Regions from separate parts of the Mus musculus genome. Here region 1 is linked to region 2. A link is a loop called in an ENCODE intact Hi-C map of the cell type or tissue named here. Cell type or tissue: heart. All regions are shown on one strand. Links, peaks and the distances in the headings refer to the core of each region. The heading gives the core; the rest is flanking DNA. Region 1 holds the start of Gm26578 (a long non-coding RNA gene). Region 2 has its middle 150 kb from the start of 7420700N18Rik.

Region 1 (8,340 bases), core at 175-8,174, 490 kb after region 2:
ACTTAGGCACAGAAAGATTAAGTAACTTTCCCATGAATTTACAGCTAACGGGTGATTTGTGATGTTAGAATTTACATCCAAGCCGTCTGTCTAGAGAACTAAGGGCTAGGACTTAGTTCTGCCTAATGTTAGGATGCTTTCGTATCCTCTGTTTTAAAAAATAATATAATATACATACAATGCATGTAATACACTGCCTGGAACATTAACAGTATCTCCATTAATTAAGGTACAGTAATCTTCATTGCTCTTAGTAGAAAAGGATTGAGGATACTGGAAATATATTTACTGTTCAGATGATAGCCCAAGACTTTCTAATATTATATCTACATAAACACATGTGCATATACAAGCACATATACACATGTGCACATATAATAGACACATGTACATATACAGGCACATATACACATGTGCATATATACATAGACACATGTGCTATACAAGCACATATACACGTGTGCATTTATACATAGACACATGTACATATATACATAGACACATGTGCATATATAAGGACATATATAGTCTCCTCATTCTCATTAGTACCATTATCATTCTGTAAATATTAGAGCAGTATCCAAGCTTCCTTCCCTCACTCTTCCTGCTTTTTTACTTCTTCAAAACAAGTCCATTTTTGTTCTGTAAATAATCTTTAATGTTTTTAATAATTACATAATGTAAGCAGTTACAAGTAACCAGGTTGAAACAGATCATTGGACATTCCTTCTCCTTCTGTAAACACAGACTGCCCTGTTAGTGACAGGCCACTTTATTTCCAAGAATGTTTACAGGCACTTCAGCCTTTGGAGCCATTTAGTTAAGGAAACAGGTGGATGATATCATTTGAGGCGTGCACAGCCAGTGTCTAACTATTAGTGATACTAAGTTTCTTAGGGTTTCCACTCACAAATACCCTTCCCATCATGCATAAAAAAAGTAGCACATAATAGTTCTAGACCTGAAACAGGGACAATAACAGATTTGTTACAGGCCATTTAAGAGTCAAGACAATAACAAAAACAATACTGTACAGAATATGAAACACATCAGTAATCTTAAGGAAGGTCTCAAGTTAACTGGGCAATTGACAGGCTAAATGGAAAAACTGGTTTTGTAATTCAGGCTTCTAGAGGAAAATGCTAAGCTGAATGAATCAGTCAGAGGCAGGATCTGGGAGGGCCAGCTTGCAAGAGGCTCAGGACATTATGGGACCCTCCATACATGGATCTGTGACTCAAAGCCCAGGATTTTGCTGAAGTTGCTTATTTTGTGCAAAGAAGAATCTATGACCTCAAGGATATGGGACTTATAATAGTCATCATTAGAGAGTAGATAATTCTAATGAACTTCTGCAGCCACAACAGTGTGCAGTCCAGTATTTGTTAATTACATCAAAATGTAGATAGGAAACATAACCAGGTCTGTAAGACCCATCAGCTAGACCAGTTGATACAGCAGATTAAAAGGTCTTTTTCTCCAGAAGAGTTCCCACCAACATGCCTATGCATTTGATTAAGTACACAGCAGGGCTAAGCCCCCTCAGTTATCTCTGCTGTGTTAAAGCTGACATGCTCAGAACTTCAGTGGTTGTTTTAAGGAAAGGTTGACACTTTGTGCTGAAGGTCACCATCCCAGGAACAGTTCAAGAGATGGTTGTCCTTGTAAATCCTAAATTTGGCTACGTGGCAAATATGAAGGCTACTGACAATTCCATGGACCCACAGGCCAGAGGAAAGATCCAGAACGAGTATGGATTTACCCCACATATCACCAAGGCTATTAGCTATTTATCCTCTTCAATAAGGAAAACCAGACTGGGACTTACCATTAGAAGGAAACGTGACAAAGCAAAGGCAGAAACACCATACCCTAAGCAGGACTATCTAATGCCCTGTATTTCTACATAATGCAAACTTCAAGGGGACCATTTGCAAATCAAATGACTAAATACTCTTAATCTGGTTTAATCTGTTGATGGTGTTCTAAAGGTGTGTGTAAAAAGTTCTCTGGAGGGAGCAAAGTGTCTCTCTGTACCACCCCACCCCCACCCCCAATCATATCATGACAGGAAACAAACTAAAATCCAGCACACAGACAACTTTACCCCAATTTTTTTTTCTGGGAAAATGGGGAAAGAAATATCATTGAGTCTGGTTTAGAGAGAGTCACAGTGGAGGGACTGACTACAAAGACTCAAGGGAGCCAAGCAAAGAAACTCTAGACTCCTCTAAGAACATTAGGTAGTCCTGAGACAGATGCCCACCTGGTGAGTCAGGACTGCAGACAGCCCTGAGACTTCTCCTAACCTCTCCCCACCTGAACCACTGCCTTCACTAAAACATCCGAGGTATGTTGTAGACTTAGCCCTTGTTGAGAGAGAAGAGTGCCATCGAAAGGGTCGCTAATCAGACCACCACCCCATCTTAACTCAGGAGAGCATCTAGGACAATTTTCAACCCTTCCTAATTCTTGAACCCTTTGATTCAGGTCCTTAAGCCATAAAGTCATATTTGTTGCTACTTAGTAACTATAATTTTGTTACTATTATGAATCTCCAGCGAAAGAGTCCTTTAGCCTGCCAAAAGGGTCGCGACCCACAGGTTGAGAACCACTGATGTAAGCAGCCCGTGCAAGCAATTGAAGTAAATAAAAGGCACAAGTGGTGACAAGGGAAACAGAAAGTTCTTTATATCTTTACAGTTCTGAGTCTCTTTAAATACTATGGTGACTCCAGATCCCCGTTTCATACTTTGTTGAGAAAAATGTTGTAGTTAATCTCCAAAATACACAGTATATATTAGGAAAACATCCCTCTACCTTCAGGAAGGCTCATGCGAGGTAATTAAGGTGAAAACTGATCAGCAGTGCCTTTTATGCAGGCACAAGAACGGGCGGCCAGTGGCTAAACAATTACTCTCTGTTCAGTTTCTGTTTTGTTCTAAACCTTGCTTAGGGTCTCTGCCAACAATCCAGGTTCTGAAACGCTGAGCGAGTCCAAGGAGCCCACTAAGAAAACGCGGTTTGTTTTCTTCCTGCGCGGAGCAGATGCTTCTGCTTATCTCCTTTAGACACAGACTGCACAAGTGTGGGTAATTTCCCTGAACTACTTCATAATATGTGTGTGGGGAATGCTCTAAAAGACACAAGGCATCCAGATCAACCGTAGGGGACTGCAGAAGGAGGGTAAAGACCCTCTCATGCACCACCCCTGAAGCATCTCTTTAGCGACTCTTTAACAAGTTTTGGTCACAGGCAACCTTTCATGCCTCCTCTGACCAAGTCAGTGAAATAGCCTTTCCTAGGGATATCTAGGGTGGCACTGTCATTTACATTGCGCTCTGATGGTGGGGGGGGAAAAACCTTAACCTCCCCCCCTTCATTCTATATATAACCCGTAAGCAATGGGGTTCAAAAATTGGGGTAAATTGTTCCTTTCTGGTGTCTCTTGGGAAACTAATCTAGTCATCTTTATCAGAGTAGTCCTGAAAGCTTGAACAGCTAAAGCCAAATTTATTCAGAGCCGACCTGAATCTTGGCACCGGGCCGGGTTCTGCGTGCTTCGCTGACCTTTAGGAATCCCTTTCAGTTGCTCTGGGTTTCCCTATCACCGCACTCAATCAGGGCGATCCTAGGCTCGCACGGCGGCTGTCCACCGTTTCCCTCCGCCCACCGCGCCGACGCCCGGGCGCCCACGCCACCCTTTCCCCGACCACCCTCTGCGCAGCCCGGGCCCAAGCGGCGGGACGCAGGCTCTCGGACCCGGAGCCGGTTCCCGCTTCTCTCGCTAGAGGGCAGACGGGGCCCGCTCAAAGCCCTCAGACCGAAGGGCACGCGCAGCCGGTAGAGATCCCGCAATCGGAGCCGCACTCCGGGGCTGGGCTCCGCGACCAACGTGGGGTCCGAGATCAGAGCCCGGGAGCGCGACGCACGGCAGACCCAGAGGACCCGGGAGGAACGGCCAGCAATCTCGGGGTGCGCACAGCGCACGGGCACCAGGTGGAGGCGGCGCCGGCACGGCAGTTCGGGGACCCGGTTGGGCGCCAAGAGAGCTGCGCGAGGACACACGGGACGCGGCTAGGTGCCCGCCTGGGAGCAGCGGAGCGGCTGGCACTCACCTGGGCTCGGGTCGCCTTCGGCGGGCGCGGGCTTCCCGCGGGATCCCCGGTCCTTCTTCTTGCCCTTCCCCTTGCCTCTGCCTTCTTTGCGCTCAGACATCTCGCTAAAGATGAGCGCTCTACGCGGACCCGGCTGGGCGACGGTGACGCGCGACAAGTTTGGTCCAAGGGCTTGCAGAAAAGTTTGTCCCGGGAGGGAAGAGCCAGTGGCCGGGCTGCGCGGGGGCGTCGCCTGTCGCCTGCAGGGAGCGGCGTGGACTCGATCACCTGGAGCGCCCGCTACGTCTGGGGGTGTCTCGGGGCTACTCTTGTGTCCCGGGTCCTGCCGCTGCCGGCTCTGGAGTGGCCTCGCTCCGGTGGCTGTCTCGCTCCCTTACAGCCCGAAGAGGGAAAGGTGCTCACAGTCCGGTCTATGCTCGCATCTCCCGGCAGCTGCCGCCGCTGCGCTGCGTTCCGCTCCTGCTGCCGGCGCGGCCCGGAGTTCCCACAAGTTTTGGGGAAGTCCTAGCCGGCTCTTTTTCAATTGCCCGCAAGTTGGACGCAGGCGCCTCCTTCGCACCCTCCCCCTCGCCTCGCCCCCTCCCTCTTTCCCCACCACACCCCCACCCCGAGGCGCAGACACGCCACCGGGAGGAGCCTGAGCTGGGCGATCACGGCTCAGCCCCTTTCTTCTGGCAGCTGGGCCAGCCTAGGGGCGGCGGAGCCCAGCGGCTGCCGGGAACTCCCGACAGGGGTCGCTGGAAGCTTCGCTGACAAAGTCGCAGCCGCCGCGGGACAGAACAGAGCAGTCTGGAGAGGCCAGGAAGGCAGGAAGGCGACCCTGGTGCTCGCAGTCCCTGGCAGGCTGCGGGGCTGATCCAAGCCTTGAAAAGGGGGGGGGGGCGGTAGGGGGGCTGCTCGCGCGCGCGCGCGCGCGCGTGTGTGTGTGTGTGTGTGTGTGTGTGTGTTGGGGCGGGGGGAGGGATGGAGAAAACTTTGCAACCGTAGCACCTGCCCCATAATGAAAGCTCTGGAGACCTGGAGCCCCGGTGAGGGGGAAGGAACAGTTGCTATTTCCCAGAAGGGTTCAGAGTTCATTTCTCTCTTGCTTTAGGGAAGTTTCCCTCTGGCACTAAGAGCGAAGGTGCAGCCTGGAGTGGAAGGGAATTTGAGGTACCCAGGAAGGGTTCTGTGAACTTCAAGCATGGACAGCTTGCACTTCGTACATCTGCCACTTGAGCATGTGTCTGCCTTCCCGTGCTAAATAGCATGACTGTTGGATTTCCCATCTCCATTAAAAAAAATACTCTAGCTTCTTCCCAAGCACACGTATCTCTTACTACAGCTTAAGTTTTAAAAGAACTGAGGAGCCATAGTTCACCATAGAGAGTAACATGTCTACGGTGTGGATGGGTACAAGTCAGATGCGCGGGGGGGGGGGGGGGTTGGGGCCGTAGAACTGTAGTGCAGACCCTTAGTTCAGTAATACCAGCCCCCTCCCACACCCATTAGACTTTCTGAGAATTGCTAGTGAATCCTAGCGTTCCTGGATCCAGGTGGAGAACTCTAAGGAATAGTCAGAGACCAGAGTGATCTGCACCAAGGAGTGATTCACAATGGTCTCCACATAGAGACAGATGCTGTCATCAACACACACACAGTTGTGGCCAACTTAGCCTGCTCTTTTACTGATGGTATAGAGTTGTGGTCGAGAAACAGCTCGCACCAACGATCAATATTCTACAGCTATCCCACTTTCAGAGTGATTTGGCTCCTTCCTTTTCGCTTCCTGGAGTTAATACTAACAGACCCGTGGCTGTCCACAGCTTTCCCTGTGTTCTCTGGCTGCCACGATTTAAACAAAGGTGAAATCCAGAGTACACCTGTCACACATGGGTGGGAAGGGAAAACGGGGCAAAGATGTTCATTTTAAATCGTCTTAAGAATCGCTTCCATCCTACTTTAATTTTCGTTGGATTAAGAATCAAACTCTGTAAGATAGGTGCAATTGTTAAGATAGCTCAACAGTACTAGCATCATTCTTTACTCTTAAACCTTTAGTGTCCAGACACCTTTGATAGCTTTCCAGCAAATACCACATAGTGTGGTATTTGTGCCAAACAGCAGAACCCCAGGAAAGATTATGACTCTGTGAAAAGCACTGCAGCCGGCCTGGGCCATTCAGAGTGAAGGGAAAGTGGCCCCAGAGCCGGCTGGAATAACTCCACTTTCCCAGGAGGGGCCACTGCTCAGCCAGCTAGGAGTGAGCGGCAGCAAGCCGCTGAAAGCAGAAACCTTTCATTTCAGAGTGTATTTATCTGGAGGATGTGAGGCAGTTAGAGAGCTCACGATTACTAACCACATGTTGTCAAACACCAGCATTTTAGAATCAAAGGGCTGAAAACAAGCTTGCATCTTGGAACTTAAAAAAAATAAGTGTAAGATCTTCCCAAATACTTGGGTAATCAAAACCCAAGGCTACAGGAACACCATCTTCTACCTTTTGTTCCCGAGTCTAGATACGTTACTTCCCAGAACACCTTCATGGTGGGAGTATCTCCAGGAGGATAAAAGGAGTCTACACTTCCTGAAATTTTCTACTTGAATAAAACCACTGTGATAGGTGACAAACCTCCGAACTATTTTACCAAGAAAAATGACTGATGCTCCAGTAACTTCAGAATAAAGCACCAACAGTGTTCCCATGGAAACTGTGGGGGTGGGGAATGGATGGATATGATTTGGATGTAAGCAGTAACTAGCAGTACATGATTTTTTAAACTTGGTTAGATGACGATGGAAGAGGAGAAGTGGGGAGATGAGTTGTGGTAGTAGGTGCTGATGGAAATTTCAAGACACATGACAGAGTGTCATTTAATGGCAAGGCTGCTTCCTAGAACTTTGCCCTGATTCTGGAATCCTATTTTATTGCCAGTTAAAGCTGAATTAGCAGGAACTTCTCCACAAAGCCATTTATTTTTTATGTTATTTTGAGTTGATTTCTTGAGTATATTTTACTACATGATTTACAACCAACTGAAAGATTAACCAAAAAGTCAATTTCTTCGATAGTTAAAATATTTATGAGATTGGTCAAAACTTCAAAATTGTGCTTAAATTATTCATTTCTGTGGTCAGTAAGTGGCAAATGTAATGGTTTTGTGTTTTAAAAAATACTTTGGAACTGACTTAAGGACTAAAAAAAAAAAGTATTCTTTTTAAAAACTATTTAAGCAGGTGTGGAGATGATTCATCTTGTAATCTCCGAACTTCAGCAGATGAGGCAAAAGTACCACCAGGGGCCTTAAGGCCAGCCTGAGCTGCAGAAGGAGACCACAAGTAACACAGACCCAAAATGTTACAAATATAACTAGTTAAATAGAAAAATATTAAATGTTAGCCTTAGTCAAAACATTTCAAAGTGAAATAACTTAGTGAATTTAACAAACTTGTTATGTTTTGTTCAGCTCCTTGAACAGGTATCATGTATGGCTGGCCAGCTATCAACTTACACCAAAGTGTCAACATACATCAACCGGCAGAAGAAGAGGACATTATGAAGTCACCCTGAGAAATGAAGGTGAGGTGTAGGGGTCCTCTATAAAAGCTTTAAGAAGTGCCAAAGCTGACCACTGCAGTTACTTCAAGATTCATTAGCCTTTGGGGACTCATAGAATCTACAAAGCTTGTTGAATGTGTTCTTTTAATAACCCTTTTCCATTCTAATCCAAGAAAAAAAAATAAAGGAAAAAACAAAATATAAAAGAACTGATGTGATTTTTTTTTTTTTTTGCAAAACGTACATTCTTTGACAGGAATGAGAGCTAAACTTGAAACTCTGCTGATAGATACTTTTTGCTTTTTAAAATAAAATAACAAAGATTTACTTTTGAATAAATAAAATAAAATAACAAAGATTTTTTTTTAAATTCTTTTGCAACAAAGTTGCTGTTGATAGCACATGAGTTAATGAAAGGAAACACTCCCAGACTCAAATCCAAATCTGTGTGATTCATCCATTTACCAAGCATTTCCTGAAGAAATGCTGGACAATGAAAGAATACAAATACTGTCTGGGTTCATGTAAAACTAAAATCTTGTGAGAAATACATACAGACAAGTTAACTATCCAACTCAGCAAGCACGTACATTTTCTAAAGCCTGAAGCTCACAAAATTTGGGGAAACTTTTGGAAGGAAAATAATGCAATGATGCAAATTTAGAAATACAGATTTGCAATAGG
Region 2 (8,340 bases), core at 273-8,272:
GCTACTTTCTCCTAACATGTAACATTACTGCAAATTACTCTATGGTAAGGAAAGTCCTTTTCGCGCAGTAGCTGTTGCTTGTTCATTCTTTCCTGTTCCTTTTTCCTTTCTAATGTATTTAGTTATCTGTGTGTATGAATGCAGAAGTCAGAGAATAATTTTGAAAAGTCAGATCTTTCCTTTTACCCCGTGGGACCTGAGATTGACCTTATGCCATCATACTTGGGGGAAAGCCACCATTACACACTGAGCTAGGCATTTCCCTGGAAGCCCTTTCTCTTAGAGCCTATCCTTTACTTCCTACATTTGGGACTTGATTATATATTATGGGGTCTGTTGGTTGACTCTGGGTAGTGACTTTTGATCCTTTTGTGGCTCTAAGGTAGCATCTTCTTTGAAATATATGAAATAGACTGATAGCTCTTTGTATCAAGAAAAATTTTAAAAGTTTCTTGTGGAGCTTATTAATTCTATTTCTTTATTTTGCTATTGATACTCTCTATTACATTCAAAATTTCACTTAGTATATTTTCTAGCTCATAGATTTTTGTTTCTCCGTTTCAGCTCCTAAGTTTTTGTGAGACTCCTGAGTCATTCTGTGTTTTTCTCAAAGCTTCCTGAGTGTTCTTTTTTTAAAAATTAGGTATTTATTTCATTTATATTTCCAATGCTATCCCAAAAGTCCCCCATACCCTCCCCCACCGACTCCCACTTCTTGGCCCTGGTGTTCCCCTGTATCGAGGCATATAAAGTTTGCATGACCAATGGGCCTCTCTTTCCACTGATGGCCGACTAGGCTATCTTCTGATATATATGCAGCTAGAGACATGAGCTCTGGGGGGGTGGGGGGTACTGGATAGTTCATAATGTTGTTCCACCTATAGGGTTGCAGATCCCTTTAGCTCCTTGGTTACTTTCTCTAGCTCCTCCATTGGGGGCCCTGTGATCCATCCAATAGCTGACTGTGAGCATCCACTTCTGTGTTTGCTAGGCCCCGGCATAGTCTCACAAGTGACAGCTATATCCGGGTCCTTTCAGCAAAATCTTGCTAGGGTATGCAATGGTGCCAGCGTTTGGTATGGGATGGATCCCCGGGTATGGCAGTCTCTAGATGGTCCATCCTTTCATCTCTGCTCCAAACTTTGTTTTTGTAACTCCTTCCATGTGTGTTTTGTTCCCAATTCTAAGAAGGAGCAAAGTATCCACTCTTTGGTCTTCATTCTTCTGAGTTCAGCATCCTTAATCATCAGAGAAATGCAAATCACAACAACCCTGAGATTCCACCTCACACCAGTCAGAATGGCTAAGATCAAAAATTCAGGTGACAGCAGATGCTGGCGTGGATGTGGAGAAAGAGGAACACTCCTCCATTGTTGGTGGGATTGCAAGCTTGTACAACCACTCTGGAAATCAGTCTGGCAGTTCCTCAGAAAATTGGACATAGCACTACTGGAGGATCCAGCAATACCTCTCCTGGGCATATATCCAGAAGATGTTCCAACTGGTAAGAAGGACACATGCTCCACTATGTTCATAGCAGCCTTATTTATAATAGCCAGAAGCTGGAAAGATGCCCCTCAACAGAGGAATGGATATAGAAAATGTGGTACATTTACACAATGGAGCACTACTCAGCTATTAAAAAGAATGAATTTATGAAATTCCTAGCCAAATGGATGGACCTGGAGGGCATCATCCTGAGTGAGGTAACCCAATCACAAAAGAACTCACATGATATGTATTCACTGATAAGTGGATATTAGCCCAGAAACTTAGAATACTCAAGATATAAGATGCAATTTGTGAAACACATGAAAGTCAAGAAGAACTGAGTGTTCTTGTAAAGAGCTTAACCCAACACATCACTGAAAACTCACCCATGCTCATTGCTATATGATCAACTTCTAGTATTACCTTATTTTGATTATTACATTATATGAAAGCTCTTGATGCCTATTTCATGATGCCATCTGAACATTCCAGGATTACATATTGTACTATGCATCATCTAGCTTCATTGTTTTTTGCTTGAGTTCCAGAAGTTATGAACAAGTCACTTTTGCCACTTCAGTACTACAGATGGTGTATTAAGTCCTGAGACTGGCACTTCAGTTTCAGTTGGCAGTGATGTGATTCAAAGCCTGGGTCTCTCCTCCTAGAATACTGCTGCCTGCTCAGAGCCAGAGTCTCCATATGTGAGGGTCAGCTTGAGGATGAATGGTTATATTTCCTGACGCGGGGTATAGAGACACTTCCTTGGTTATTCTGGGTTTCACCTGACTCTTACAGATGAAGGATCTATGCAATCCACTGATCCCTCCAGCCAACTCTAATATTGACAGTGATATAGGCCATGAGTTAACTCCACTGATACCGTAAGTCTTTATATATAATATTGGAAAGATCTGGAAGTTTTGTCTGTCAGGCCTCTAGTTCATAGCTAGTACCAGATCACAAGTCATCAGGGTTGGCTCTGACCTTCAAGGCAAAGCCCATGTGTCAGTTATCCTCCTCTGTTCCCCAGTAGAAGGAATTTTGCTTCCTCTGCTGCCTGAGAGAAAGGGTCCCGGAAGCAGTCCCCAGGATATCTGCCTAATCAGGTTCCAGAGACGTTGTCCATAGTCACTGTACAAGAGGCAGGGGACATGGGTCTCTGCTTGGCACTCACTGTAGCAGGCCAGATCCTGGAATTCAAGTGTAAGGTCTAGATTTAATTCCTTTTTCATCCCTAAAGCAGGAGACATCTTCTATCACATCATATTGCTTATAGCTGGAAAAAGGATAACATGGGCAACCCCTTCTTTGATGCAGTTTCCTTCTTTGCTGTACTCATTGAACCCAGGCAATGTGTTCTCTACTTGGTCATTTGGTGGCCAATTAGCTGCTTAGATCTGGGTTTCAGTGAGGCGATGATTACTGGAGGATCTGCCTCAATTGTCCCATTGCTAATTAGTATTTATTAAGCATATTGCTTTCTAAAACATGTCCTTGCTTAGAAAAACAGAGTTCATATTCTCATGTCTCTCGGTCTCACAAAAGTGCAGAAAATAATTTAAAAGTTAATAAGGTAATAACCATAATTTATGTATTACTCTAGGTGAGACACATGTCCTGAATAATGAGAATATCAATTAAGAAGCAACAAAGAAATTGAACCAAGTTTGGCATGTAAATGAAGGTTTATTTAAGAGAGCATTTCAAATATATTGTTGGAAATATTTCTGACTCATTTTCAGTTTTCATAACATTTAACTTTAAAATTGCATGTGCTTAGGTAACAGGCATATATATATGATATATATATATGATAGTCATCTTAATAGATCATAAGAGCCATTCAATAAAATTCAACTCTTACTCATAAAACCTGTGTATTTCTGATTTGCCTTATTTGTAAATATTTTCAGCTATTTCTAATTACTTTTTCTTTTTTCTTTTTCCTACTTCATAGAGCATTATTTATATATATACACACATACATATATATTTATATATATTTCTATCTACTGTATAAGCTCTTAATGTTTACAGGTTTTTCAGGTTACTTTTGTCCAATAATCATTATGTCTATTAAGTCTATGTGTTCTTTAACGATCTATTTTCTTATATTCTTGTGTGTGTGTGTGTGTGTGTGTGTGTGTGTGAATGGGTACAGATCTAAGTGCTTGTGGAGGTCAGGAAAGGCCTGGGATGCCCTGGTGCTGGACAATCACTTGACTTGGATGTTGTGATCCAATTCCATGTCTTATGCAGTACAGCAAGCATTCTTAACCATTTTACCATCTGTCCAGCACAGTAAATCTATATCATATCAGAATGCAGGTACGTGGGCTGAATTAATGGTGATAATGGCAGAAATGCGCTCCATCTTACTGGAAGTAATTTGATGACATCACGGGGCTTTATAATTACGGCAGTGTTCTTGTCTACATGCTTATGACGTCATCATTTTGCTGCCTACTCAAAAAACAAGTGTTGAATTTTAGGACGTGTTTCCTAGCATCTGTTGAGATACACATACTGAAGTTGTGAGTCACATTAACATGTGAGCGTATGTTCAGTCATCTGTGCCTTTGAGAGAAGCTCTCCTACCTCACGAGGTATCACTACCAGTCTGTGGACAGCCAAGGCCAGGACTTTTACCTTTGAGAAACCATGGCTGAGTTTGGGCATTCTGCAGGTTCTTGGCTGACAGTGCCATTGTGTTCTCATTAACCTTAATTCTCCCATAGAGAGCATGATGGCACTTCTCTACCATCACAAAGTAGCTATAAAAGACTTCTATATAAAACCATGGTGATCAGAGAACCAACGAACACGAACATTGCACATTGGATTCCTACTTTGTAACTTCCTAACAGCATTGGTGACACCATTGAACAGATGAGGAACCAGAAGTACTTGATGCTGTGTGTTTCTTTCCCTTAGGATGGTATCAATGTTAGAAATGCTACATAGACTTGTCAGAGAGTTTAGGGATCCTAACCCATCCTTCTAAATGAAGCCATTGTCCAGATTAAAGAGCATATTGATGATTAGAAAATTAAAATGGCTGGGGGTGGGGGGCAGGGGGTGGTATTTTAAAGATTGTCCACTAGATGGCATTATGAGCCTATCAGAATTATTTTAACTGAATATTTAGTCACCAGTTAAATACTAGTTAACTAAAGAAAGATGTTAGTGAATGGCCATCACTAAAAAGAACACCATCAAGAAAGTTGCTAATCCCATTTGTTCGGGTACATGTTAAATGTAGCAACAAGTGCAACAATTATGCTAAAAGGAAGCAACAAAAAACCCTATTTAAGGACAGCCTTGAAAGCAATCCCTCCTGTAAGCATGGTAAGTGTCGAACTCTAGCAAAAGAACAAGGTCTTACAATAAAATGTCAATCATGTTTTACATAAATAACTAAAAATCCTTTTTACCAAACTGAATTACACAACGTCTTCATGAGTGACTCCAGGAGAACTTAAATGCACGTGTCAACAAGCAGGATTAAGCGTGGCTTTGAAAGGAGGTTGGATAGGATGGCAATGACAAAATCATTTTGGGTTTAAATGACAGTTTTCTTATTCGGTTGTCTTTTGGGGGCGACTGTTGGAGGCAAAAATACTTGCATACAATTTAGGAAGTAAGAATAAACTCATTTGCTTTTGATTCTTATGACATAAACTAACTCATCTTGGACCCCAGACATGCTGATGCTTTCATGAGGGCCGTGTTTACCCACCTTCAACAGTTTTCAACCAGTTCTATTTTCCTTCCAATAACATAATTTATCCTAACATTTCTCTTCCTATTTCCTTCAGTTTTGCTCATTCCTATGGTATTAATGGTTCAACATATGGTTCAACTTAAAGTTTTGTGCTTTATGGTCATGCTAAAGGGATTAGTCGTTCAGGGAAATTATACTTTGAATTTTGACCTTTTCCTGGGCTTGTAATATATTCTTTGATACCCTTGTCTTGGGCAACAGCAGTGAGCTACAGTCAGCCATGCCATCCTGAGGGTAAGCTATCAATATTCCACCATGAATTGTGTTGCTTTCCTAAGAATGCATGGTTGAAGTGTTACCTGCATCGTTGAGCTCATAATAGTCTTAATAGGAGAATCTTCCATGTAAGTCAAACATCTGTATATGAAAGAATGATATTATCCTTTATTTATTTTCTTGAGAAAGACGGTACCTAGGTGAGCACCTCACATAGTCATTCTTTTTAGATTCTGGTTATCACAGATTTGAAATGATTTACAGCACAATAGCTTTCAAAGGAATCGCTTCACAAGTGTGAAATAGACTTTCCATTAGTAATTATTTAATGATTTTTCTAAATATGTGTCTGATAAAGAAAAAAAAATTACTTTCAAATGGCCAGTAAGTCTTGGGAAAGAAGAAGAAAAAAAACCAAAACCTCAAGCCATAACATATCTTAATCTCATCCAAAGTAAAGAAAAACTCAAACAAGTCAGGCTATATAAGAGAATTAGGAAAGTTTTACTCTGTTAAAGTTTTGGTTTCAAGTAGAAAGGACTGTGGGCCCCAAGGGGTACTCACAGGAAGACTAACAGTCAACTAACCTAGACCTTTAGGGTTCCCAGGGACTGAACTACTAACCAGAGAGGATACATAGGCTGGACCTAGGCCTTCTTGCACATGTGTAGCAACTGGAGCAGGGGCTCTCCCAAAAGCTGTTGCCTGTCGGCGGGTGGGATATGTTCTACTAGCTAGGCTGTCTTGTCTAGGTACAGTGAGAGAGATTGTGTCTAGCCCTGCAGAGACTCAAAGTGCCCGGGGTAGGGGGTTACGGGGGTGGGGGGTGGGTGCAGTATTCACTTAGAGGGGAAGGGGATGGTGGAAGGATTGTGGAAGGGGCTGACCAGAGGTGGGCAGTGATCAGGATGTAAAGTGAATTAAAAAAAAAAGTTTCAAATGTTACTTCCCAGATTGTGGAATTCAGTCCTCTCTGTTAATTAATAAACAGACAGCATTTGAAGTCATGCCACTCTCCCCAAATCAAAGGTCAAGTAGAACATTCACCTTCAGGTTTCAAGAGTTGACTCATGCTGGCTAACGTGGCCAGGGTACAGAATGGTAGGAGAGATGGCTTTCTACCTCCCACCAGTCATGTGAGTAGCGAGTCACTCCATTCTGGCTCTGGAGAGCTCTCTAGGTGTCTGAGTCAGACTTCTTAACCAATGGCATTCAGAGAAACTCAAGCTGCCCCTTTTAATTCAGTAGGAGAGAAAAAATGTGTGGAATGTTATTTGCCAAACTGTGACCTCAATTCAGACAACATGCCTGGGCAGGTAAGGCAGGCTCTAGCATCTGGTAGCTTGAAGCATTAAGGGTGTACTTAGCAGTTCTAACATTTCAAACACAGAAGTACTTGCTGTAAGAAAAGAGTCTCTCCTGTGCTGATAAGGATAGCATACAATGGAATTATTATATATTTTTTTAAAATAACCCAGCCCAGCAAAGTATGTGCTATCAAATAACATCTTTTCTAACAAGTGACAAATCTTGTCTTTGAGAACAGGTTTGCAGGTAGCTTGGAGAGAACAAAGAATGACTTCAGAAATTTGAAGAGTTGGAAAAGTGAACACTCTGGGTCTAAAATCCTGTTTATTGTTATTATTTTAAAATTTAGTTTTCCACACTTTTCCTGACTGAGCTGAGGGCAGACTGAGGGGCTGTTCTTGTGATTCTGTGATTTGACACCATTGTGTGTCTTCTCACAAAAGGATCATTCGCTGACAACACAGCCAGGTCGACTCTAAGCTTGGTGGGCTTTGGTGGGACCTGGCACACTTTACCTGGATTTTCACACATGAGGATGCTTAGATCTAAGAGCTGGGCTTTTGCGTCATTTTCTGTTCAAAGAAATTCCAAAGATCAGTTAAATTTATCCAATTGATATTGAAAATGGAATCTCATGCACTGTTTAAAAAAATCATCCAATGCTCTAGAAATAGATGGATTATTTTTCTTAAAGTAAAATTTATTTCGTTTGTGGTAATTGGCTGAATATAAACACGAGGAAAGACTGAAGGGAGTCCTTTCTGCATGAAAACTATCTATGGAGATTAACTTAGTCTCTGTCTTCTTCAATGTTAGAAATACCTTTGGACCAACACTGTAAGATGGGAGTTTTAGGTAAAAAGGAAAACTTTACAGATAAAAATCTGTGTCTTCGCCACAGCTACTCTTTAACTTGGAAATGTGTAGCAGCCTCTAGAGAAAGCTAGTTGGAAACTCTATGGTGTCCGCTTTAAGTCCTTCAGTGGCATGTCACCATAAAATGTCAAGTGAAGCTTTTATCACAGGTGGAGAATTTGTTAGCCAGCGCCAGAATGTTAACACAGGCGATGTCATAAAAACAAGAGGAGAGGGGCTTTCCTCAAAAGATTCAGTCATAACAAGCCATGATATAACTTTGAACTCTACTCCAAACCAGCTATATGTGATAAGCTACATATGGTATCTCACATGTATAGACTATATAGCCTTTATATAAGAATAGTTCTATATTTTTTTTGTATAAATTTGGAGAAGATTTGGGAGATAATTCCTTCTCTTATTCAAAAATGTTCTTCCAACCTAAAATTAGCTGACCAAACTGTGACTTTTCTTCCTTACAAAATTAGAAATTTGACTATTTATATTATAAGCTCCTCCCCCCCTTTTCTTACCAAACCCAACAATAAAATTTGAAATCCCATTTCATCTTTAAAGAGGATCCAGGATCAGGAGACAAAATGAACTCAGACAAGCCTGATTGTGGGAAAGAGCCCCAGCTTTGCCTTTGGGAAAGCCCTAACCTACTCAGGCGCCAATTT

Evidence for each region. A loop is a pair of places that touch in the nucleus more often than their neighbours do. Peaks named below come from ENCODE experiments on the same cell type or tissue, not always from the same donor. Only the 100,000 strongest peaks of a DNase experiment are listed, where the experiment ranks them.
Region 1: it touches region 2 in a loop (9-fold over the local background); 21 of 42 quality-filtered maps call a loop at or near these places.

Annotation. Positions count from the first base shown.
Region 1 is chr8:32,004,892-32,013,231 of GRCm38, forward strand. Gm26578 (a long non-coding RNA gene) reads left to right here and starts at 5,050. Exons shown (of 3, transcript XR_870305.3): 1 at 5,050-7,677. It also overlaps a transcript of Nrg1 not described here. In heart, for the core only: CTCF peaks have their summits at 3,780 and 4,829; a DNase peak (open chromatin) is centred at 4,780; H3K4me3 peaks cover 3,455 bases; H3K27ac peaks cover 2,391 bases.
Region 2 is chr8:31,514,490-31,522,829 of GRCm38, forward strand. No RefSeq gene overlaps it. Among named protein-coding and RNA genes, the nearest start is that of 7420700N18Rik, 150 kb to the left of the region's middle. In heart, for the core only: a CTCF peak has its summit at 4,616 (motif pointing right); no DNase peak of the experiment used is centred there.